Linked DNA regions of Homo sapiens: region 1 is linked to region 2. A link is a contact called in ENCODE Hi-C or POLR2A ChIA-PET data. All regions are on one chromosome and are shown on one strand. The core of a region is the stretch at or near the end of the contact, and the rest is flanking DNA. Distances in the headings are between cores, read along the strand shown. Region 1 has its middle 22 kb from the start of ADRB2. Region 2 has its middle 84 kb from the start of ADRB2.

Region 1 (6,572 bases), core at 2,026-4,525, 110 kb before region 2:
CTGTTTCTTCAAGGCAGGTTTGGCTGATGGGAGTCAATGATAAAAGACCGAAGGAGGGGAGGGGAGAAGCTGGGTGTTTCTTCTCTTCTCTCTCTGCCTCTGGTGTCATCTCCAGCAATGGCTTCATGTGCTCAGTGATCAGTGCTTCATGTACTCCTGATAAATGTCCTGGCTTCCCAAATCTGGTAACACTACCTGTTCTTGTGTCCCTCCAGGCTCAGGGGCAGTAGCATCTTCCTGCTGTTGCTAATATCTGTGGTGCTTCACCATCTCGTTTGGCTTCTCAGCTTTTTCATTACCTGTGCATCCAGTTCCTTATATTCCTTATTTTGAAAGACTTAGAGTGGTTTACATTTTCCTGGTTGGACCCAGACTGAGTCAACTGGCTAGGGAATCACTACTCTGAGGAGCCCTAAGACAGCATATCAGATGTGTGTGTATGTGGATGTATGTGCATTTTACTACTAAACAGTGAAAGCCTTTTCATCTGGAAGTGAGCTCATCTGGAAGTGAGCTCATATATCTTTGGATCTTGGGACTCTAACATAGTGCCTGGCATATACCACACACCAGCAAATGTTTGCGGACTTGCTATGTTTGTTTGGTAAAACAAACCCAGCCAGAGTGGCTGTTTAGTTTATCTCCATATCTCTACGTATCTGTTAGACCTAAACAGAAGAAATACAGGCACTTCTAGTCTATAAAATGTACCTGTGAGCCATTCTGCCACATACAACTGAGCCACACAGGAAAACTGCATCATTAGCAATTTCTATAAAATCATTCTGGCTTTGAACCACAGTAGTTATTTTAGTTGGGAAGATATTAATTAGCTGAAACTTAGGAAAAAGTTTAATCACCTAAAAAAATGGGGGGTGAAAACTGGGTGAAAGACATGGGAAAACATGGAAAGAGCCATTCTTTTAAATTATTTCAGTTTTCATACACTTATGCAGGAATTGTTTAACAGAGTTGGATGGTACTAGGTGTGGGAGACCTGGTTGCTGGCCCCAGTTTTGCCACTAACTTGCTTTGTAGTCTTGGGCAAGTCATTTCTCTCTGGCCCTCAGTTTCTTGATTGGCAAAATGAGGAGGTAAGATTAAATGATCTCTCACTGCAAGATCATTAGCTTACCAGCATTTAGAGAATCCAGCCCAATTTTATATTCACATCAAATGAGATCTCGCTTATTCTGGCCCCAGCTTACCTTTCCATTCTCATCTTACTGGTCAACTCACCTTACTCACTACCCCTCTATGCCACCTGCTCAGCCAGATGCTTATGAACCTGGACCTATGCCATCCTGTTTTCTCTGTGTCTGTTCTCTGTGTTCTCTTTACCCCACTTTGCGGCTCTGCTTAATTTCTCTCCTCTCTGCTATGGTCTCAGATCCCTTTTCCGGTTGGGATAAAAAAAAATAAGACTTCCTGCTATTGAGGGGAATTATGGGGTTCCGCTTAAAAGAGTGGACTTTGAAGCCAGAATAATGGGTTTAAGCCCTGGAGCAGCAATCTACTAGCTGTGTGAATTGAACAGTTACTTACTGGCTATTCCTAAGTTTCTTCACCTGCGAAGTGTTGATATTAATATTACCTACATTAAATTTCTGATGTTGAAAGACCTAGAATGATTCCTATTTTCCTAATTGGAAACCGACTAAATTACCTGGCTGAGGAACAAATATTATGAGAGCTATAAACCTGGCAGAAATGGGCAGAGACAGCATACCACTGGTGTGTGTGTGTTTGAGTGTGTGTGCATCTGCATTTTCCTATTAAGCAGTGAGAGTCTTTCCACTATGATATAGCTTTAGCACAGTGATTGACATTGCAGGCACTAGCAATATTTGTGGACATTTAATACTGGCAAGGATTATCTGAGGCAATACATTCTATGCCTAGAACAATACATGGTACATGGCGACGCCCAGTGATGCAGCTATTATAATTATAGCATAAAGCTAGTACAGAGGAAAGACTGATGGATGAGGAGGAAGAGGAAGTGGGTTCTCACTTTAGCTCTGCCACAGGCTAGTGGTGACCCGGTGCCTAGATGGAACCATTATATGTGTCTCACCAGGCTTTTTTCTTTCTTACTAGAGCAGTTATTGTGCTGTCTTATTATGTTTTTGTGTGCTACAGTGAGCTAGTTAAGGCTAGGAGGCTGTTACGGATTGAATTAATTGTATTCCCTCCAAATTCATATGTTAAAGCCCTAACCCCTAGTATCTCACAATGTGACCATATTTAAAGGTAGGGCCTTTAAAGAGATTAAGTTAAGACAATGCTGCTAGGGTGGGCCCTAATCCATTCTGACTTGTGTCCTCATAAGAAGAGGATATTAGGGCATACAGAGAGATACGAGGAGTGTGTGCACACACAGAGAAAAATCTATATGAAGAGGCAGCCAGAGGTTGCCACCTGCAAGTCAAGGAGTGGGGTCTCAGAGGAAACAACCCTGCAGGCACCTTGATCTTGGACTTCCAGCCTCCAAGACCATGAGAAAATAAAATTCCATTGTGTAAGCCACCCAGGCTGTGGTATTTTGTTATGGAAGCCCTAGCAAACTAATACGGGTACTATGTATTTATTCATTTATTCAACCATTACTTATGGAGCATCTATTATGTGCCAAGTCCTGATTTGTGCAATAGGATATGAAATGCTGAGAAAACAATAAAAGAAAAAGGGCTTCTGCTCTCAGAAGGTTTGTAGTTCAGTGGGAGAGACTGACAGTCAAGAGATGACACAAGTCAGTGTGATAAGAGCACAGAATGAAGCGTCCCTGTGCCCTGAGAGTACATAAAGCAGCGTGGGGGTAGGGTCTGATGCCCTGGCGTCTGTGTTGTTTTATCCCCAGCACTGTCACAGCACTGTGCTGACAGACAATACACTGTAAATGTTGGTTGGCATTTATTGAAGGCTCTGATCTCTCAATTCTCTATGTGGATTAACATGAATTCTTAGTACTCAAGGAAAGAGAGCCCAGGGGCAGACTCTGCTAAGTGTGGACTGTTTATAGGGCAGCATAAAGCTGGTACAGAGGAAAGACTGATGGATGAGGAGGAAGAGGAAGTGGGTTCTCACCTTAGCTGTGACACAAGCTGATGGTGACACCCTTCCCTTATCTGGACCTCCATTTCCTCATCTTCAAAAATGAAGTAGTTGGAGTAGGTCATCTCTAAGATCCCCTGTAGCTCCATGAACTCTTTCCCAAAATGTAGTTCATGAAAAACTTATACTTAATGTAGGATAGAAGAGACAGAGAGAAGGAAGGAGGAGGAAGAAATGTAGAAAGAGGAAAGCTGGCAGGCAAGAACAGAAAAGGAAGGAGGAAGGAAGGAAGGAAGGAAGGAAGGGCTAACAAACTAGGTTGGCAGAGGTGGAACTCGACCTGTGGTCCTAGACAGTCCCTGGTGCCCCGTTTGCAGTTACTTGGGCAGCAGGTCTCCTGGTGGTTCAGCAGCACCTGTGGATTCAGTTGCCTAAATCCTGCCTGTACCAGGCCATATAAACTTGGACAAGTTGTTTTTTTTTTTTTTTGAGATGGAGTCTCATTCTGTTGCCCAGGCTGGAGTGCAGTGGTGCAATCTGAGGCTCACTGCAAGCTCTGCCTCCCAGGTTCATGCCATTCTCCTGCCTCAGCCTCCCGAGTAGTTGGGACTACAGGTGCCCACCACCACGCCCGGCTAATTTTTTGTATTTTTAGTAGAGATGGGGTTTCACCGTGTTAGCCAGGATGGTCTCAATCTCCTGACCTCATGATCTGAAACTTGGGCAAGTTATTTAACCTATGCCACAGTTTGATCCCTTACATGATGTGTGTAGGAACATCTTTATCATAGGGATGTCGTGTGGATTAAATTTGAAGATGGGTGGTGAGGTTAGAGATTATGGAAGTAATATAAGAATATCAAATTGCTGATTTGGGTGGATTTGCACTTTACAGAGCCACCCAGTATGCCACCTCCCCCCATCCAAACCACACATACACCCATTCCCACAAGCACAGTCATGCATGGCATAATGACGTTTCAGTCAACAATGGGCCACATATACCATGGTGGCTCCATAAGATTATGATGGAGTTGAAAAATTCCTATCACCTCATGATATCTTGATGATCCTGACCCTGTGTAGGTCTAGACTAATGTGTGTGGTTGTGTCTTAGTTTTTAACAAAAAAAATTTAGAAGTAAAAAAATAATTAAAAATAGAAAAAAGTTTATAGAATAAGGATATAAGGAAATAATATACTTTTGTACAGCTGCACAATGTGTTTTTGTACAACACAAAACAATTTGTGTTTTAAACTGTTACTACAAAAGAGTCAAAAATTTTTAAGAAGTCAAAAAGTTTATAAAGTAAAAAGTTATAACAAGCTGTTTAATTTGTTATTGAAGAAAGGAAAATATTTCTTTATAAGTTTAATGTACAAATTTAGTGTATACATTTAGTACAGTGCTTATAAAGTCTTCAGCAGTGTACAGTAATGCCCTAGGCCTTCACATTCACTCAATGACTCACCCAGAGCAACTTACAGACTGGCAAGCTCTCTTGATGGTAAGTGCCCTGTAAAGATGTACCATTTTAAATCTTTTATTCTATATTTCTACTGTGCCTTTTCTGTGTCTACATATGTTTAGCTACACAAATACTTACCATTGTGTTACAGTTGCCTACAGTGTTCAGGACAGTAACATGCTGTACAGGTTTGTAGCTTGGGAGCAATAGGCTATCCCATTTAGTCTAGGTGTGTAGTAGGCTATGCCATCTAGGTTCGTGTAAATATTAAATACAATGTTTGTACAACATATCCCTGTCATTCAGTGACACATGATTGTAAATGAAAAAATGTGCCATAAACAACAGTCATCCTTACCACCTGTAATCAATTTATTATTTTTTATCTGTTGTATGACAATTCATTTAAAATATGGTGGCTGCAACTTGCTGAAATGATTTCACACCTCACTAATAAGTTATGACCCTTTGTGTGAAAAAGAATGATGTTGTGCAGCAGTTTCCAAAATGTGTTGCAGGCCCCTCAGGGAGCAGAAAAGACAACTTACTGATATAAAGGAAAAGTAATAGAACAACTATGTTTTGTTTTTCTTCACTCTGGTAAAATGTTTATTTTTGTATGTTTAAAAATATACATAGCATATTATTACAGTGGTATGTGTATAATCTGGGCACAATACATACACAGATACTAAGGGTATGTTAACAAATGTTTACTAATGGGGTGCATCTTCAGAAAAATTTGGAGACTAGGATGAAGGGTATCCCAATTATGTGAGCTTAATAATTGGACAATCAACTACACTTCTTCCTCAATAGATTTTTCTAAGACATTATAATTTAAATTTCTGTCTTTTAACTTGGTCACCTACAGCCTGAAACTCATTATGCAGCAAAACCTCAGTTCATCTGTGTGGATATGACTCTGGCCTGAGGTGTGAAGGGCTTTGCTGTCTCTTCTTGGGCTGGCTCCACCATTATTTGCTGTAGGACTCTGGGCAAGATGGTGCCCCCTTCTGTCTTAGCTTCCTGCTTAAAGTGAGGGAGTTAGTTAGTTACCTTTAATATTCCTTTCAGTTCGCTAAGATTTTATAAGTCTATGAGGATTTGGAAACTCTTTACTTTTCTGTTCCTGAGTGTTGATTAATTTCAACAGGAAAATGTTCCTGGTTAAAAGTCTGCATTAAATGTGATTGGGACTTACCTCTATCCCTCCATTCATGTTAGTTTATCTTTCAACCAGGAAATGTTAGAAACTCAACTCGTTGCTAACCACAAATCTTTGACTTAATAACTGGGTCATGAACCAAGTCAATCCCCACTGAAAGAGACCACAGAAAACATACAAAATTAAGGACGGGTCTATAGATATTTCCTGGAAAGAAATGAATGTCTTTTACCCAACTACTCACAGCTAGGAACAGTTACCACAAGTATCATAAAAGCCAAGTGCTATTAGAATGGTTTGGAGAGGGAAGATCAATTAGAAAAAAAAATTAAGTTATCAGGGTCCAACAATAGGGAAATGCTTAATTTTGAAAAATGTGTATGAAATACTGTGCAACACTTAAAATAGCATTTAAAAACATTATTTCCTAACACATGTAAATACCATACAATAAGTGGAAAAAAGCAAGAGACAAACTGTAATTTACAGTAGTCCCAATTTTATTAAATGCATACTGAATATCATATGTACACAAATAGAAAAGAGACCTGAAAAAAAGAAATACTAAAAAATTTTAACAAAAGTAATACCAGAACTAGGAGTTATGGGTGATTTTTATTTGTATTTTTATACTATCCTGCATTTTTGAATTTCCTTCAATATGTATTTGTTTGTTCAGTCATTCAACAAATATTTTTTCTGCATCAACTATGAATCAATTATGTTCTAGACACTGGAAATAGAGACGAATCCTAGCCTTCCTGCAGCTTCCTGTCAGTGATTGGACACAAACAATAAACATGAACAATGAATAAATGAGCAGTGGTACAGATAGTGGTACATGCTTTAGAGGCATCCAATCAGGCTGATGGGAAAGAGTG
Region 2 (6,846 bases), core at 3,530-6,029:
ATGAATGGAGCTGGAGCCATTATCCTCAGCAAACTAACTCAGGAACAGAAAACCAAACACCCCTTGTTCTCACATACAAGTGGGAGCTGAACAATGTGAACACACAGACACAGGGAGGGGAACTACAAACTGGGGCCAGTCGGATGGGGTGCGGGGGGGAGGGAACGCATCAGGAAAAATAGCTAATGCATGATGGGCTTGATATTATGCCTAGGTGATGGGTTGATAGGTGCAGCAAACCACCATGGTACATGCTTACCTATGTAACAAACCTGCACATCCTGCACACGTACCTTGGAACTTAAAATAAAGTTTTTAAAAAATGTATTTATTCTCAGCCAGGTGCGGTGGCTCACACCTGTAATCCCAGCACTTTGGGAGGCCGAGATGGGCGGATCAGAAGGTCAGGAGATCGAGACCATCCTGGCTAACATGGTGAAACCCTGTCTCTACTAAAAATACAAAAATTAGCCGGGCGTGGTGGCGGGTGCCTATAATCCCGGCTACTGGGGAGGCTGAGGCAGGAGAATGGTGTGAACCCGGGAGGCAGAGCTTGCAGTGAGCGGAGATCGTGCCACTGCACTCCAGCCTGGGCAACAGAGCGAGACTTCGTCTCAAAAAAAAAAAGTACTTATTCTCTTGATTATTTTATGTATCTCTCACTGCATTGTGAGTTCCTTGAGAACAGAGCCCTTGTGTCCTGTTCACTGCCATATTTCCAACGGCCAGCAGAGTGCTGGGCAACATGGGTGCTCAGTAGATATCTGATGGATGAGTGAATGTTCTTCCTGCCCTTGTACCTTGGTGGGTTTCCTCTCATCATTCAAGGCTCATCCAGTGCTTGAGGTGCTCCTCTGAGAAGACTTCCTGCCCCTTCCTCAACCAACATAGGTAGTCACTCTCTTTTGGGTTCACAAAGCATCATCTACACACCACCATTATAGTATCAAATACAATAAATTGTAACTGGGTTAAAGGTCTCTTTGCCCCCACAAGACCATGAGCTCCTTGAATACCCAGCCCTTCCCACTCTGCCCCATACAGACATCATCTGGTATTCATCCTCTATTTTTTTAACTTTTAGGGGTACATGTGGAGGTTGGTTCTATGGATAAATTGCATGTTGCAGGAGTTTGGTTGCAGAATATTATTTCATCACCCAGGTAATAAGCATAGTATCCAATAGGCTGTTTTTCAATCCTCACCCTCCTCCCACTCTCCACCCTCAAGTAGTCTCGGGTGCCTATTGTTCCCTTCTTTGTGTCCATGTGTACTCAATGTTTAGCTCCCACTTATAAGTGAGAATGTGTGGTGTTTGGTTTTCTGTTCCCGTGTTATTTTGTTGAGGATAAAGGCCTCCAGCTTCAACCATGTTGCTGCAAAGAACATGATCTCCTTTGTATGGCTGCATATTATTCCATGGTGTATATGCACCACATTTTCCAAATTTTCTTTTAACTTTTATTTTAGGTTTAGGTGTACATGTGCAGGTTTGTTTTATAGGTAAGCTCATGTCATGGGGCTCTGGTGTACTGGTTATTTTATCACCCATGTAGTAAGCATAGTATCTGTTAGGCATTTTTTCTGATCCTCTCCTTCCTCCCACCCTCTACCCTCAAGTAGGTCCCAGTGTCTGTTGTTCCTCTTTTTGTGTCCATGTGCTCTTGTTATTTAGCTCCCACTTATAAGTGAGAACATGCGGTGTTTGGTTTTCTGTTCCTGCATTAGTTTGCTAAGGATAAATGGTCTCTAGTTCTATCCATGTTGCTACAAAGGACATGAGTTCATTCTTTTTTATGGCTGCATAGTAGTCCATGGTGTATATGTACCACATTTTCTTTATCTAGTCTACCGTTGATGGGCATTTAGGTTGTTCCATGTCTTTGCTATTGTGAATAGTGCTGCAATGAACATAATGCATGCATGTCTTTATGGTGGAATAATTTATATTTCTTTGGGTATATATACAATAATAGGATTGCTGGGTCTAATGGTAATTCTGATTTTATTTAATAGTTCTTTGAGGAATGGCCACACTGCTTTCCACAATGGCTGAAACGATTTACACTCCCACCAGCAGTGCGTAAGCGTTCCCTTCTCTTTGCAGTCTCACCAGCATTATTTTTTTTTCTATTTTTTAATGATAGCCATTCTGGTGGGTGTTAGACAGTATAGCTCATTGCAGTTTTGATTTGCATTTCTCTAATGATTAGTGATGTAGAGCATTTTTTCATATGCTTGTTAGTCATGTATATGTCTTTTTTTGAAAAATGTCTGCTAATGTCCTTCACCCTTATTAATGGGGTAATTTTTTGCTTGTTAATTTGAGTTTCTTACAGATACTGGATATTAGACCTTTGCAGATGCATAGTTTGCAAATATTTTCTGACATTCTGTGGGCTGTTAACTCTTTGACAGTTTCTTTTGCTGTGCAGAAGCTCTTAGTTTAATTAGGTTCCATTTGTCAATTTTTGTTTTTCTTGTAATTGCTTTTGGCATCTTCATCATAAAATCTTTGCCAGGGCCTATGTCTAGAATGGTATTTTCTATGTTTTCTTCAAGAGTTTTTATAGTTTTAGGTTTTATATGTAAGTATTTAATCTGTCTTGAGTTAATTTTTATATGGTGCAAGGAAGGGGTCCAGTTTTAATCTTCTGCACATGGCTAGCTAATTATCCCAGCACCATTTATTGAATAGCGAGTCCTTTCTCCATTGGTTGTTTTTGTCAACTTTATCAAAGATCAGATAACTGTAGGTTTGTGGATTTACTTCTGGGCTGTCTATTCTGTTCCATTAGTCTATGTGTCTGTATTTGTATCAGTGTCATGCTGTTTTGTTTACTGGAGCCTTGTAGTATACTATAAAGTCAGGTAATGTGATACCTCCAACTTTGTTCTTTTGCCTTAGGAGTGTTTGGCTATTTGGGCTATTCTTTGTTTCCATATAAATTTTAGAATAATTTTTTCTAGTTGTGCTAAGAATGTCATTGGTAATTTGATAGGAATAGCATTGAATCTGTACATTGCTTTGGGTAGTATGGCCATATTAGCAATATTGAGTCTTCCTATCCATGAGCATGTAATGCTTTTCCATTTGTTTATGTCATCTCTGATTTCTTTCAGCAGCGTTTTGTAATTCTTGTTGCAGAAGTCTTTCCACCTCCCTGGTTAGCTGTATTCTTAGGTATTTTATCTTTTTGTAGCTATTGTGAATTCAATTGCATTCTTTTTTTTTTCTTTTTTTTTGAGATGGAGTCTCGCTCTCTCACCCAGGCTGGAGTGCAGCGGTGCAATCTCGGCTCGCTGCAAGCTCCACCTCCTGGGTTCACACCATTCTCCTGCCTCAGCCTCCCGAGTAGCTGGGACTACAGGCGCCCGCCACCACGCCTAGCTAATTTTTTGTATTTTTTAGTAGAGACAGGGTTTCACCATGTTAGCCAGGATGGTCTCAATTTCTTAACCTCGAGATCCACCCGCCTCAGCCTCCCAAAGTGCTGGGATTACAGGCCTGAGCCACCGCGCCCAGCCTCAATTGCGTTCTTGATTTGGCACTCAGCTTGGGAATTATTGGTGTATAAAAATGTGACTAATTTTTGTACATAGATTTTTTATCTTGAAAATTTGCTGAAGTTGGTTATCAGAGCTAGGAGCTTTTGGGGCGAGACTATGGGGTTTTCTAAGGATAAAATAATATTGTCTGCAAACAGAGATCATTTGACTTTCTGTCTTCCTATTTGGAACCCTTTTATTTCCTTCTCTTGCCTGATTATGCTGGCTGAGACTTCTAGTGTTATATTGAATAGGAGTGGTGAGAGAGGGTATCCTTGTCTTGTTCTGGTTCTCAAGGGAAATGCTCCCAGCTTTTGCCCATTCAGTGTGATGTTGGCTGTGGGTTTGTAATAGATGGCTCTTATTATTTTGAGGTATGTTCCTCCAATGCTTAGTTTGTTGAGGGTTTTTAACATGAAAGGATGCTGAATTTTATCAAAAGCCCTTTCTGCATCTATTGAGATTATATATGGTTTTTGTTTTTAGTTCTGTTTATGTGATGAATCACATTTATTAATTTGTATATGTTGAACCAACCTTGCATCCCAGGGATAAAGCCTACTTGATCATGGTGGATTAGCTTTTTGATATGCTGCTGAATTTGGTTTGCTAGTATTTTGTTGAGGATTTTTGCATAGATATCCATCAAGAATATTGGCTTGAAGTTTCCTTTTTTGTTGTTGTTGTTGAGTCTTTGCCAGGTTTTGGAATCAGGATGATGCTGACATCATAGAATGAGTTAGAGAGGAGTCCTTCTCCTCCATTTTTTGCAAAGTTTCGATAGGAATAATACTGGCTCTTCTTTATATGTCTGGTAGAATTCGGCTGTGAATCTGTCTGGTCCTGGGTTTTTACTTGTTGGTAGGATTTTTATTACTGATTCAATTTAGGAACTCGTAATTTGTTCAGAGTTTGAACTTTTTCCTGGCTCAGTCTTGGGAGGTTGTATAATTCTAGTAATCCTCTATTTCTAACATGGTCCTTCTCATATCAAGGAAAGCCAGCTACTTTTAATGACTTTATTTTTATCCGGAGCTGACTGGAGTTGGAAGTGAGGAGGAATAGCGAAGACGATGTGAAAACAGCTGTTAGCATTTGTGGGATGTCCGAGCTATGTACTCATGGCTTGTAGATGTATCCATAAAACTATCCTAGTATTTTATTTCTCTATGCTTACATCTGCAGAAAAAAAACAAACTTCACCATCTAGTGGTACAAACCTTGAACTGCAGACATACATCCACCATTTCCTTATTCTTTATCCCATTTAACAGCTATTTATTGACTGAGCACCCACTTACTATGTGCCAATAACTGACCCAGACAAACCTCTGTTCTTCTTTAGTCCCTCATGTATTGATCACTTTCTGCAGGTGGATCATGTTGTTTGGAGCTTTGGCGCTTGCAGTTTGGTGTTGACAGTTTTCGGTAAACAGAGCCATGGGAGGTCAGGTTTTTTGGTGCGAAGGTCAAACCCTGGCATCTCTGGGACTCATACAACTTGCTGTTTTGGACTGATTAGTAACTATTAAAAATGTAAACAAGCTGGGGAGATTTAGAACCCAGAGGATTTCACACATGCAGACGTACACACCCCACAAGGACTTGAGTCCTCTCTGGGACAGTCACGAGATTTGGCTGCTGCTGCTGGTATTCTTGCATTTCAACAATTGGCTGGAGCTGAGAAGCAGCTGCCCCTTTAGACGCAGCTACTCTGTCAGACCCACATTGGCTGTTCTGTCCACTCACTTATTTCAGTTTGATCTCTTTTCCGAGATATCCAGGCATTTGGTGGATTTTGATTCTCCATGTTTATTCCTAAGGAAACTTATCTCCAAATCTCTCCAATCTTTCTTCCAACAAAGCCCAGTTTCCAGAAGAAGTAATTATAACTGCACAATTATCAAGGGCATAATATATTTCTTGATAACCCTGACATAAATTAAGGGCCATTTATTTGTCTGGGTTTCTGTTCCTGTTAAAAATAATCTCTTTGCTCAATGTCCCACACTTGGTTATTTTCCTTCCTCTTTGCTTGGTGAAACAGAAGGCTCTTTTAGAGATTTTGACTGTTTCTCATTATTATTTATCCAACAGATACTTAATGAGCACTTCCTAAGTGCCCGGACCTCTGCTTCATGTGAGAGATGTATCTGAGAAGGGGACGGACATGCACCTAACGGTGCCAGCGATGTGGCCATTATGAAAGATCGTGATGTTGTAGGAACATACAGAAGGAACACTGTGCCTAATATGGGGATGGGAATAGGATCGAGGGGATGTTCCTAGAAAAATTAATGTTGAAGCTTAGACCTTGAGATAAGTAGTGATTTGCCAAGGAGGGAGAACCTTGCACAAATGCCCAGACCAGATTCGAGAGAGTCATGGGGCATGGAGAGGAACTGAATAGTGTCCTTGAGCTCTGCCGAGGAGCACAGACTTTATCTGGAGGGTAACAAGGAGCAAAGAGAGCTTATGAGCAAGGGAGTGAATATTTAGGTCTGTGTTTTTAGAACATCACTCCATCTCTTAAAACTTATTTTAGGAGACTTGGCTGAGAGCTAGGGCTCTCATTCCTTTAGACACTTTCTAGTTCAGTTTTATAAGGGACAAGTTTATTCTGAAGGACTCCAGGAGAGGCACCATCAACATCCTCACAGTGCTGCTGTGCTGGCTGTTGCTTCGCCCCTGGGGCCTCTCTTGTTTTGCCCTTTAGATTCTTGTTGTTTTTGCCCCACTTTCCTTGTAGATATCTCTTGTTTTCTCTGTAGTTCCCTCATCGCTTTCCACGTAATTAAGGCATCTTCCTGGAGCTACTGAGGGTTTGTGGTTGCCTGGAGAACCACAGCAACAATGTCATGAGCTCCCCCACCCATCCCAGGGAGCCCTGGGATCAAAAAGTCAGCTTCAAAGCCTAGTTGGAAGTAGTCAATGCAAAGCCAAAAGTCAACAAACATTTCTCCAGAGTCTTGGCACCAGAAGGCCTTTCTCTTGTTCCTTTTACTCAATTCCCAGCTGGTTAGCAGCCTGAACTTCTGCCTACCATCCCCTTCCATGGCAGCTCCCAACTGTGCTGTAAGATTATTGAGGGAGGCTAGGAATAGAGACTTAATACTGAGAAGACACTTAAGCACTTGATCCAATCCAATTCCCTATTTTATCAAGAATACCGTCCTGCTTCCTGACTTCCTGACTTTTGAAATGAGCTAGTATGGGTGCCTGACACTGCTGGTTCTGGTTTGAGCACATACAGTCACTGACTACGTGGACTCAGGAAACTATTTCACTTCTTTGGGC

What was found. Hi-C counts contacts between places; a loop is a spot of excess contacts on that map. ChIA-PET counts read pairs that join two places held with the same protein, here RNA polymerase II (POLR2A). Pooled maps may share reads with other maps.
Region 1: a loop to region 2 is called in a pooled map, with 3 times the contacts of the local background. The contact joins two enhancer-like sites. A Hi-C loop is called at or near these places in 4 of 168 maps with a recorded cell type or tissue (CD4-positive, alpha-beta T cell, dorsolateral prefrontal cortex, endothelial cell of hepatic sinusoid and 1 more), 5 of 37 single-sample maps with no recorded cell type and 8 of 50 pooled maps. POLR2A ChIA-PET finds 5 or more read pairs at or near these places in 5 of 52 experiments (MCF 10A, PC-3, T-cell and 2 more).

Annotation. Positions count from the first base shown.
Region 1 is chr5:148,845,079-148,851,650 of GRCh38, reverse strand. No RefSeq gene overlaps it. Among named protein-coding and RNA genes, the nearest start is that of ADRB2, 22 kb to the right of the region's middle. Within about 2 kb of position 3,275, at least 5 of the 41 ENCODE cell types and tissues checked have a DNase peak (open chromatin) inside an H3K27ac peak, as active enhancers do.
Region 2 is chr5:148,739,369-148,746,214 of GRCh38, reverse strand. No RefSeq gene overlaps it. Among named protein-coding and RNA genes, the nearest start is that of ADRB2, 84 kb to the left of the region's middle. Within about 2 kb of position 4,779, at least 4 of the 41 ENCODE cell types and tissues checked have a DNase peak (open chromatin) inside an H3K27ac peak, as active enhancers do.